Regions from separate parts of the Homo sapiens genome. Here all the other regions are linked to region 1. The links are chromatin contacts, found by Hi-C in ENCODE. All regions are on one chromosome and are shown on one strand. Each heading gives the region's core, a stretch centred on a gene start or an enhancer-like site at or near the end of the contact. The rest is flanking DNA. Distances are from core to core; before and after follow the strand shown.

Region 1 (3,199 bases), core at 184-2,683:
CTGGCCCTAAATGTCCCACAAAGAATGCCACTACTCAACTTTTTGAATTTCATTCTCCTAATCAATATGCCTTCAAATCAGCACATGCTAAAACAGATACAAGGTTTACCTATATAATCATTTATTTACTCTCTTTTTTAATAAAAAGGCCTACAAGCTAGTCAGGGCAATAACAAAACAAATAATGTTTACAAATACAAAAAGGAAAATACATGGTTTGTTACTGCCGGTTAAAATGGAGTCTGAAGTAACCTGGTGTTTTTAGGAAAGGTTAATAAATGAAGTGGGCTAATCTCAGTGTGTAGGAGGGAAGGACTGGAGTAATTTCATGAGAGGTATTGTTCCATATCAGAAAACAGTGAATGCTATTTTTCTAGACCATGTACTACTTATTATAAAGCCCTTTTTCTAGGTGCTGGGATACAACAGTGTAAAAACATAGATAAATGTCTCCTCCCAAATGAAACAAATTCCAATTGCGGGCGCACAGACAAATATAATGAAGTAAGTAAACGTCTGTCAGATGGCATGGCAGATAAGTAATGGGAGAATGGGTGGGTGGTATTGTGGGGAATATATTTTGTTTAACGTGGTCAGCAAAAGCTTCACTGGTAAAGTGACATCCAAGCAGTGAGCCGTGTGGTTATCAAGGGAAGAGGGTATAGTATGAGGATGGGGGGGAGGGCTTAACAAATCTGACATGTTATATTTTATCGACAGCCAGAACAACAAAATCAACTTAATTTAAAACAACAGCAGCAACAAAGAGAAGCTGAACTTTCCCACATCAAATTTATAAGTACTAAATTTTTAGTATCTATAGTAGCTGAAGAGTTAATGTACTTCCCAAAAATACTTCATTTTCTTCAACTAATTTTTAGCTAGAGAAGAGAAACAGGTTTATGTTAACTCCCTGTAAGGAGTACTAATGTAAAGATACTGTTAACAGAAAGCTACAAAAAGTGTACATGTATTGTACCACACACCCACTAGCTACATTTGAATTTCAGATAAGCAATGAGTAATGTTTTTGTAGAACTAGATCCCTAATATTGCATGGCACAAAACGATATTATAAACGTATTCCTTGTATATCTGAAATTCGAATGTAACTGGGTGTCCAGTATTTTTATTAAATACGACATTATAAATTGGACACTCTGTACTACATATTCTTTTAAAGGGAGAACGTAAAAGAATGAGATAAATACTAAAAAGAAATCATTAAAAAAACATATCCGATAAAGCTCAGGCGTATAAGCGACTTTCCGAGCACCTTCTTTTAAAAGATGGTAGACACAGTTGAAAACGCACATCTCCTAGACGACTAAAGAGCTCCCGGAGAAAGCAATGTCTTTTCGCGCCGAATTCCATCTACCACATCCCCCGGAATGTCCCACGCGTAACGCCCTCTGCGTGCGCCGGCGCCCTATGAAGATCCGGCGCAGCTAAAGTCAGTGGAAGGTAGAAAGACGCCACAGCCGCCTTTCGACAACTTTTTGTTACAAAAGTGGAGATCTACACGGAGGCGACGGCCTAGGTCGCTCTGACAGGACCCAACGACCCTCCTGACGCGTCCACCCGTCCTCGCTAGCAGGGTCCCCCAGCGGGCTCTCGACCTGCGCCACCAGGTACAATGGCTCGGCCCGCCCCGCAACCCGAGGACAGGTGCTCAAGGCGCGGCCCGGCGGACGCAGGGACCTGCTCTACTCACCAGGTCCGGCGTGGGAGGCGCGGACTCCCCGGGACAAGGAAAACACAGCCCCATAGGGACGACAGCTTGAGAACCCTGACCGGGTCCGGCCCAGGCCAGGCGGCGCTAACTGCGCGGTCCGGAGCCGGTCCCTGGTCCTCCGCGCTTGCCCCGCCCCCACCGCCCTCCACTGGCTCGGCTCCGCCCCAGCGGCAACGCCCCGCCCCCACCCCGCAGCTCTGCCCCGCCTCGCCTCTCTGCGGCAACGCCCCCCTCTTCTCGCGACACCAACCAGTCCCACAGCTCAGCTGCGCCCCCTTAAGGCATTGCCCCTTCCTCACCCACAGCTCCGCCTACCCCCGCCCCGCGACCGCTGGGCTTGTGGCCAAAGCCTAGGTTCCAGGAAACACCTGCTGTGGGTAGCAATGCAGGGAAGGGATGGAAAAGCTTCGCTACGGTTCCAAAGCTCTTCCTGCTAACCTTGCCTTACCATTTATAAATGAATGAGTGGTACAGCTCTGGGTAGTTCATGCTACCTTTTTTTATGAGATGGGACTCTGGTGTCCTAGAAATTAAAGCCAAAATTCCAAGTAAACATCAGCACCCTTTTCTCCCTTCTTAGTGACAGTGCTATTCCAGAACAGAGGGCAGAATATAAAATCCATTATTATGACGATGAATCTAGCGTCATAAATGTGGCATTAGTTGACATTTCCACTAGTTTCTGGTATTTAGAAGTCATTTATCCTTCCGAGAGAAATAATAAAGTTTCATCTACTGAGAAATGTTTTAATGATTCTCCTCAAATTTTAATAAGTATGAGAATCAGCTGGGCAACTAGTTAAAATTTACTTGCTGATTTAGTAAGTATAAGGTGGGACCTGAGATTCATTTCCAGTAAACCCACAGGTGATACTAAAGTTACTGATCTCGTCTCCACACAAATGCTTTTATTTTATTTTATTTTATTTTTGCATTCTATTAGTTATTTCTGCTTATGTAAAAATTTTCAAACATTACAAAAAGGTAGGATGTATAGTGACAGCGTCTCAGAAACCATTGTCGGCTTTTTGATATACTTGCTGGTTAATTTTTTATAGATGTATAATTTACATATAATATTATGCACTTATTTTGATTGTAGAGTTCACTGAGTTTTAACAAACATGTGATCACCACATTCAAGATATGTAAGTTTTCCATCACCCAAAAACCTTCTATTGTACCCAATCCCATTCAATACTTTATCCTATACCTAGATCCAGGAAACTATTAATTTGTTTAATATCACTTTAGTCTTTAAGTTTTGCATAAATGTTAATATCACTATAGTCTTTAAGTTTTACATAAATGAAATATACAATATGTTTTGCAAAAGCCATAATATTTTCTAAATTCTTCCATGTTATTGAATGAAACAGTAGTTTATTCCTTAAATAATAGGGGATGATGCTTTTTTAATACTATTATTCGATTGCATGGGCCGTTTCTAAGGGTAAATAAAAA
Region 2 (3,199 bases), core at 358-2,857, 4.8 Mb before region 1:
CTGCAAGCCAGAGAGAGGCCTCGGGAGAAACCAAACCTACTCACACCTTGATCTTGGCCTTCTAGCCTCTGGAACTGTGAGAAAATAAATTTCTGTTGTTTAAGCCTCTGTTGTGTGGTATTTTGTTATGGTAGCCCTAGCCGACCAACACACCCCCACAGTTTCAGATTATACAGCAGGAAAAACACACTACCAGTCCTCCAAACACAGCAGAAGGGTGTCAACAACCTATTAAACATATTTTACAACCTTTAATATTCGGCTTTGTCTGTACTGAAACAATATTTCTGTTTCCTCTGTCCACACAGACGCCAGTCTCCTGCCTGGAAAAAGCCAGAGACAGCACACATTCAATCCCCAACTCCACCCCCAGCTCCCGGGCCACCTCAAAGACGCCCAGCCAGCCAGACTACCGCAGGTCACGCCATGCTCTCCCTCCTGCCAAATTGCAGCCCCACATTCAACAATTGCCGCCTTGTACTGATCATTACTTCTTTAAAAATTGGACAACTAATACTGATTTTAACAGCAATACAGGTTATAATTTTGCTCTCCCCCAACACAAGAGCTGGAAGTCCTTCACTCGTGTATTTCACTCATGTGTATTTCCCCAACACCAGCACATGGGTAGGCACACAGATGCTCGTTCATTCATTCGTCAACGAGTATTTACTGGGGACCTACAATGTGCCAGACACCAAGAGAGGCACCGTGAACAAGACAGGCACAGCACCCACTCTTACCACACTTACTTTCCAGCCAGAGAGACTGACGTTAATAATAAATTATACACATCATTACAATTGTGATACGTGCTATGAAGAAGCACAAGACGCAGCGACTGCTTGTTCCCGTGCATGCTGGTCGGCCACCTGCCACGCTCCTGTGCATGAACCCTCCTCTCTCCCAGACACACATCAAGATGACCCTGTCTCTCCCAATGCTCCCGTCAAACCAACAGCAGCCCAACTCCCCCAACACATGCAAGAACCGGTCACAGCAGAGTGTCAGCAAATAGGCAGGGTCTGTGCCTTGTGCGCGGCCAAACACCGCAGGCCTCACATCTAAAGGATGCTTTCGCCAGGCTGGGACAGGGTCTCCCTCCTCCAGGCATCAGGAGTGTGGGGGGCACAGGTGGCCCCACGGAGCTCTGGGACCGGGCGATCCTCTCCACCGAGCCCTCCGCGCTGTCTTCCAGGCGCTATTCGGGCTGGAGGGCTCTCGCGGAACCAGACGCTCTGCCCCGAGGCAGGTTCTTCCCGCGGCGCCACAGCCCCTCCGGCCCTGACCCCGCCAGCCGGCAGGCCCCTAAGTCGACCGCGAAGACCCTTCCTTCCCCGCCCGCCCGCTCCTCCTCCGCTCCCCCTCCGCTCCCAGCCCAGGATCCTTCAACCCAGAGCCCGGCTCGGACCTCAGCCGCCCAGCCCCTGAACTGCCCACGCCGCGGCCAGCAGCTCCCACATCTCGGCGCCCCTCAGGGCCTGCACCGGCCCGGGGGCGGAGTCACGTACCCAGGCGAAGAGCGCGGCCGCCGCGGGGGCGGCCTCCGAGGCGCTGGGCTCGCGCTCCATGCGAGGACGCTCCGCCGGCGCTTCCGGGAGGGACGGCACGGGGGCGGCGCCTGCCGGGGGTAGGTGAGCGCCGGAGCCGGACCGGGGACGCGTGATGGGTAGGGCGCGGGGCGGGGTCTGTGGTGGGAAGCGGCCCGCAGGCCGGGAGAGAGGGTGCGGCCGGGCCCTCGGGCCACTGGGGATCAGTGGTGGGCGGGGCCGGACGACAGCCCCGGAGCCGCCTCCCAGTCAGCCCGCCCCGGCGGCGCTCGCAGCGTCTCCGCCCGCAGCCTCCTGTCTCGCTGGGCCTCTCAGCCTCTCGCTCCTACCCCCTCGTACTCTTTATTTTTAGTCATAATTTCATGTTTCATGCAGGTGCACTGCGCGCCACAGTTCACAAAGCTCCTTCGCGTTTTTGTCTCCTTGGAGGCCCACGACAGCCCAGAGGGGCTGACAGGGCAGCGATGGCATCACCATTTGCGGGAACAGGAAATGGAGCCTGAGGGGTAGGGCAGGGTCCTGCCCGGCGTCTCAGGCGCAATTGTCTTGAGCCCGCTTTGGTGTGCGTTCGCAAACATCTGAGGGGGCGCCTTGGGAGGCGAGTGGAGTGGCACGTCGCCGGTGTCGCCCTCTGCACCTGGCACGGAGCGGGAACCCGCGCCTCGCGACGCTGAATGGGGGAGGCTGGTTAGCGTCGACTCCTGCCGGGGCAGCCTCGGCGCTCCGGGCACGGCCCTGAGCTCATTCTATTAATAATACTGGATAATCGTCACCCAACGAACATTTCCATATAAAATGGCTTTTCTCAGACAGCGTCGTGTTGCTGATGGGAGTTAATTAAGTTCAATTTATCTGAAGGAAAATATGGCACCGCGTACCGGGAATACAGAACACATAGGGTCACATTAAAGATGATCATCCACATTCACATTCGGTAGCACTTGGCCCCTCTGCTGACACGGGCCTCCAGCACTCACTGCCCTTCACCCCTGGGCTTCTGGGAAGTGTCTCCAATGAGCTCTTACACTGTCCTTTCCTGTTCTTTCACTCCATCCACTTTTAGGAGTTTCTGCCTGTAAGACCACTTGAGGGCAGCCCCTCACCTTTATCTCTCCAACCTGTGGCATCTGGAGAACGTCGATGACCATACCAAGAAAAAAGCAAACTTTGGAGAGATAAAACAGCTCTTCATTCTCTAGGGATCTGAATGTGCAGGAGCTATACCATGCTTACTGACTGTCTTATGAGTGGGCTTTTTTGTGCTGACCATTTCTTTGAAGCATGTGTAACAGGATGTAAAAATGGGATCCTTCACCGCTCAGTTTTGGCTGAGCAACAAGTGCCAGTTACTCCTATATCATAAAGTAAGGTTCAAGACCACCAAAGCAGGTCTTGCAAAGCAACTGTCTAGAAACCAGTGTATGACTTTCAGTCTACGAAAAAGGTTGAGAGGCCAGAGAGAATTCTAGTAGGATATGTGGCCACAATTATCAATGTGGTGTGGGTCTCAACCCATCTCAGGTCTAAGGAAAGTTACTTTACCTGGGTCCCTGAGAGAGCTTGGTATGCATCCCTCTAGATTTAGGACCCAGACAGGCTTCTGTCCAATCCGTTCTGAGAAATACAAGGGCTTGTGGCTGGATATCTGC
Region 3 (3,199 bases), core at 390-2,889, 4.6 Mb after region 1:
CCACAACCTAGTTCAGATTCCTCTTCTTTTCTCAAGGGAACGTCTAAAGCTCTCAAGTCCGTTTTGGCAGGGCGATTTTGTAAGTCTGAAACATTTCAGTGTGTCTCTCGATCTCAGGCAGCTCAAAAGAAAAGATCTGCTGGCTGCGTGAAGGTGCATTAGAAACCTGCTGCTACCTTGCAGCCTGGGCTGAGCATATGCTCCGGAACTTGCTTCTCTTCCAACATCCTGCACCTCAGGTCAGCATTCCTTCTTTAAAAGGCCTTGTTGGGTAAGAGCATGTCCACCAACAGAACCCTGTAATTCTCCCTTGTTTTCTCGGACTCCCCTGCGTGCTGCAGAAGCCTGGGCGTTAGTGGGGTAGTCCCGAGTGGAACTGGGCCGAGGTAGGTGCCGGGACGCACTACCTGGATGGGGCCAAATTGGAAGGAGATTCGCCCTGACTGAGGTACAGGTGTTTCTTCTCCCCACATGCTGGAACCCAGGAGGCTCCAGGTGCTTCCCCACGAGACATGCCTCGGTATGCAGACTGAGGCCAAGTTCTCGGCGCCCTCAGCCCCGCCAGTAGCGGAACTCCTGCCCGCTGAGCGAGGGCCCTCATGAGAAGGGAAGGTCGCGTGGACAGGCTGCCAGGGGCAAGCGTTTTTAGATTACTTCCTCCTTCTTGGCCCCAGATGCACTTGTGAGTTGGGGGTGTGCGCGGTGGGGTGGGAGGGTGCTTGTGCCCAAAAAGTCTGGGAACGAAAGCTACTGCTGGCTCGAACCCGGACTAGCAAAGTGCGGAAAGCCCGTGGCACAGGAGTGGGTGCCAGGCAGCCCGCACGCAGGTGACCGGCGGACCCCCTCCCCAGGCCCGGGCGGCGGCGGGGCGGGGTGGGGTGGGACTGACCCCTGGCTCCGCCCCGCGGCGCCCCCCGCTGGGCCCCGTTTCCTCCCCCCCCCTCGCGTCCCCGCCGCCCGCACTCACAGCGCTTGGGTGAAGGCGCTGAGCCCCTCGGGCACGGCCGTCAGCCCCTTCCCGGAGCAGTCCACCCGACGGTCGCCGTCGCAGCTGCAGGGCGCCGCGCAGAGAGGCGGCGCCGCGCCGCTGGGCCCGGCCGAGCCGAGCAGCCCCAGGGCGAGGAAGCAGAGCAGCCCTAGCGGGCCCGGCATTGCTGCGGCCGCCTCCCGCGCCGGCCTCTCCCGCGGCGCTGCTCGCTCCGCTGCCCTCCGATGTCCCCCGCCGCCCCCGGGCAGCCGGCCTGCGGGCTGGAGCGGGGGTCTCTTCCTCGGCGGTCCGCGCGGGCTCGGCCCCTTCAGCAGTCCGCCGCAGCGGCGCAGGGACGCGGCGCTCCGGAGTTTCGCCCTTCCCGCTGCTCCATGGACGCGCAGAGGCAGCCCCGCTCCTCCGGCGGCTCACGCCAGCCGGGCCGGCCCGGCGCAGCGGCGGGGGCCGCGCTCTGCCATCGCACCGGTCTCCCTGTCCCTGGCCTCTCAATGCAGCGGCTCTTCAAGGTTGCAGAGCGCAGCCTTCAGCCATGCCGGCCACTCGCCCCAGCCCCCGCCGTGGCTCTCGCACAAACACCCAGACTCTGGCTCGCTGTCTCCCAGCCGCGGCTCAATCTCTTCCCGTCCTTTTCCCTTCTAGGGTTGCACGCTCTGGTTCCCAAACCCCCGGCCGCTGGCTTATGCAAATCACTTAGGTACATGCAAAAGTATCCCTTCTCCCGGAGCGCCATTGGCCCGGGGAGGTCTCGAGCTCATTACTATGCAGAGAGGAGAGCCGCCATTGGCCAAGAGGAGGACCAGAGGGGCGTGTTTCTCGGGCGTGAGTGACAAGGTGGTGGTGGTTGTGGTGGTGGCGGCGGTGGTGGTGGTGGTGGTGGCGGCGGTGGTGGTGGTGGTGGTGGTGGTGGTTCAAGGCAAAATCTTGACTTGGCTGGATTTGTCTGGCAGGTTGTGGATTGAAGGTAGAAGGATAGTAGGACAAGGGGTCTAGTTTTTCCCTCCCCCACCCGTCTTTTTGTTCCCTCCGCAGAAATTGGATCTCCTAAATTGGATGACCTGGTAAGTAGAACTTCCCTCCAGCGTTCAGTTAAGTTTTAAATGACTCTCCGCTGTTCCAAAGGGCGAGGACGTCTGGAGCTCTGCAAACGGAAAAAAGATTTTGAAGAGGAGGAAAAAAGTTTCCCTCGATCTGACACACATCTTTGGGTTTTAGCTATACACTAAGTTAAAAGTGTACCCTCTCCAGTGCCTCACTTCACCTGGGATCTTTACACCTATCTTGATACACATTTGGTAGCTAAGTCTTAGCAATTCATTCTCCCCAGTCCTCTCTCTGTATTTGGTGTTTTTGGTGACTGCAAATTAGACTCCTTTCTCACGCACTTTAAAATCCTGAAACACAGGAATTTTGTAAAAGGTCAGAGAAAGTGATGTTTCTGAACACTGGACAATTTCCAAAACATCTGAGTGGGAGGTGACTACGGCTGAGAAGCCAGCAGCAACGTTGGTGTTAGGTAATTATCAGCATTCCCTCCTCTTCTGGATTTTGAGTCCCTGTGGCCTAATAGACCCCACGGAATCATTACCTGTACCAACTACGGCTTTAAGGGTACTTCGTTTCTTGCTCTCTGCCATGGCGTTGAGTCGTTTTACTCTATAATGGAGACATTTTTAATGAATACATTAAAACAAGCAGGATTCGGCCGGGCGCGGTGGCTCACGCCTGTAATCCCAACACTTTGGGAGGCTGCGGCGGGCGGATCACCTGAGGTTGGGAGTTCTAGACCACCCTGACCAACATGAAGAAACCCCGTCTCTACTAAAAATACAAAATTAGCCGGGTGTGGTGGCAGATGCCTGTAATCCCAGCTACTCGGGAGGCTGAGGCAGGCGAATTGCTTGAGCCCGGGAGGCGGAGGTTGCGGTGAGCTGGAGATCGCGCCATTGCATTCCAGCCTGGGCAACAAGAGCAAAACTCTGTCTCAAAAAAAAAAAAAAAAAAAAAAAAAAAAAGCAGGATTTAAAGATAATTATCATATAAAGTTGACTAGCCATCGTATGTAAATAAAACTTAGGACAATGGAAACAGGTTGATGCAGACCTATAAGTTTAAAATGAAAAAATTTTATCATCTTTGTATTTGGGAGTTTATCTAAAAGATAATGTCAGGTTGGGCACATAAGTCACATACAGTAAATCTGTCTAGAAGCTA

Evidence for each region. Hi-C counts contacts between places; a loop is a spot of excess contacts on that map. Pooled maps may share reads with other maps.
Region 2: a loop to region 1 is called in a map of CD8-positive, alpha-beta T cell, with 22 times the contacts of the local background. The contact joins the promoter of SERGEF here to the promoter of LINC02718 in region 1. A Hi-C loop is called at or near these places in 1 of 168 maps with a recorded cell type or tissue (CD8-positive, alpha-beta T cell), 1 of 37 single-sample maps with no recorded cell type and 7 of 50 pooled maps.
Region 3: a pooled map shows a loop between it and region 1 (13-fold over the local background). The contact joins the promoter of LGR4 here to the promoter of LINC02718 in region 1. A Hi-C loop is called at or near these places in 4 of 50 pooled maps.

The regions. Positions count from the first base shown.
Region 1 is chr11:22,827,981-22,831,179 of GRCh38, forward strand. LINC02718 (long intergenic non-protein coding RNA 2718) reads left to right here and starts at 1,434. Exons shown (of 11, transcript NR_187210.1): 1 at 1,434-1,631. It overlaps SVIP (small VCP interacting protein), which reads right to left and starts at 1,821. Exons shown (of 4, transcript NM_148893.3): 1 at 1,715-1,821. The coding sequence starts at 1,768. RefSeq lists an enhancer at 1,416-1,725 and a silencer at 1,876-1,945.
Region 2 is chr11:18,011,440-18,014,638 of GRCh38, forward strand. SERGEF (secretion regulating guanine nucleotide exchange factor) reads right to left here and starts at 1,608. Exons shown (of 11, transcript NM_012139.4): 1 at 1,512-1,608. The coding sequence starts at 1,571. RefSeq lists enhancers at 1-400, 401-917, 2,276-2,325 and a silencer at 1,276-1,895.
Region 3 is chr11:27,471,151-27,474,349 of GRCh38, forward strand. It overlaps LGR4 (leucine rich repeat containing G protein-coupled receptor 4), which reads right to left and starts at 1,640. Exons shown (of 18, transcript NM_018490.5): 1 at 968-1,640. The coding sequence starts at 1,152. It overlaps LGR4-AS1 (LGR4 antisense RNA 1), which reads left to right and starts at 581. Exons shown (of 4, transcript NR_131170.1): 1 at 581-682; 2 at 1,628-1,807; 3 at 2,018-2,046. RefSeq lists silencers at 754-813, 1,064-1,233, 1,364-1,413.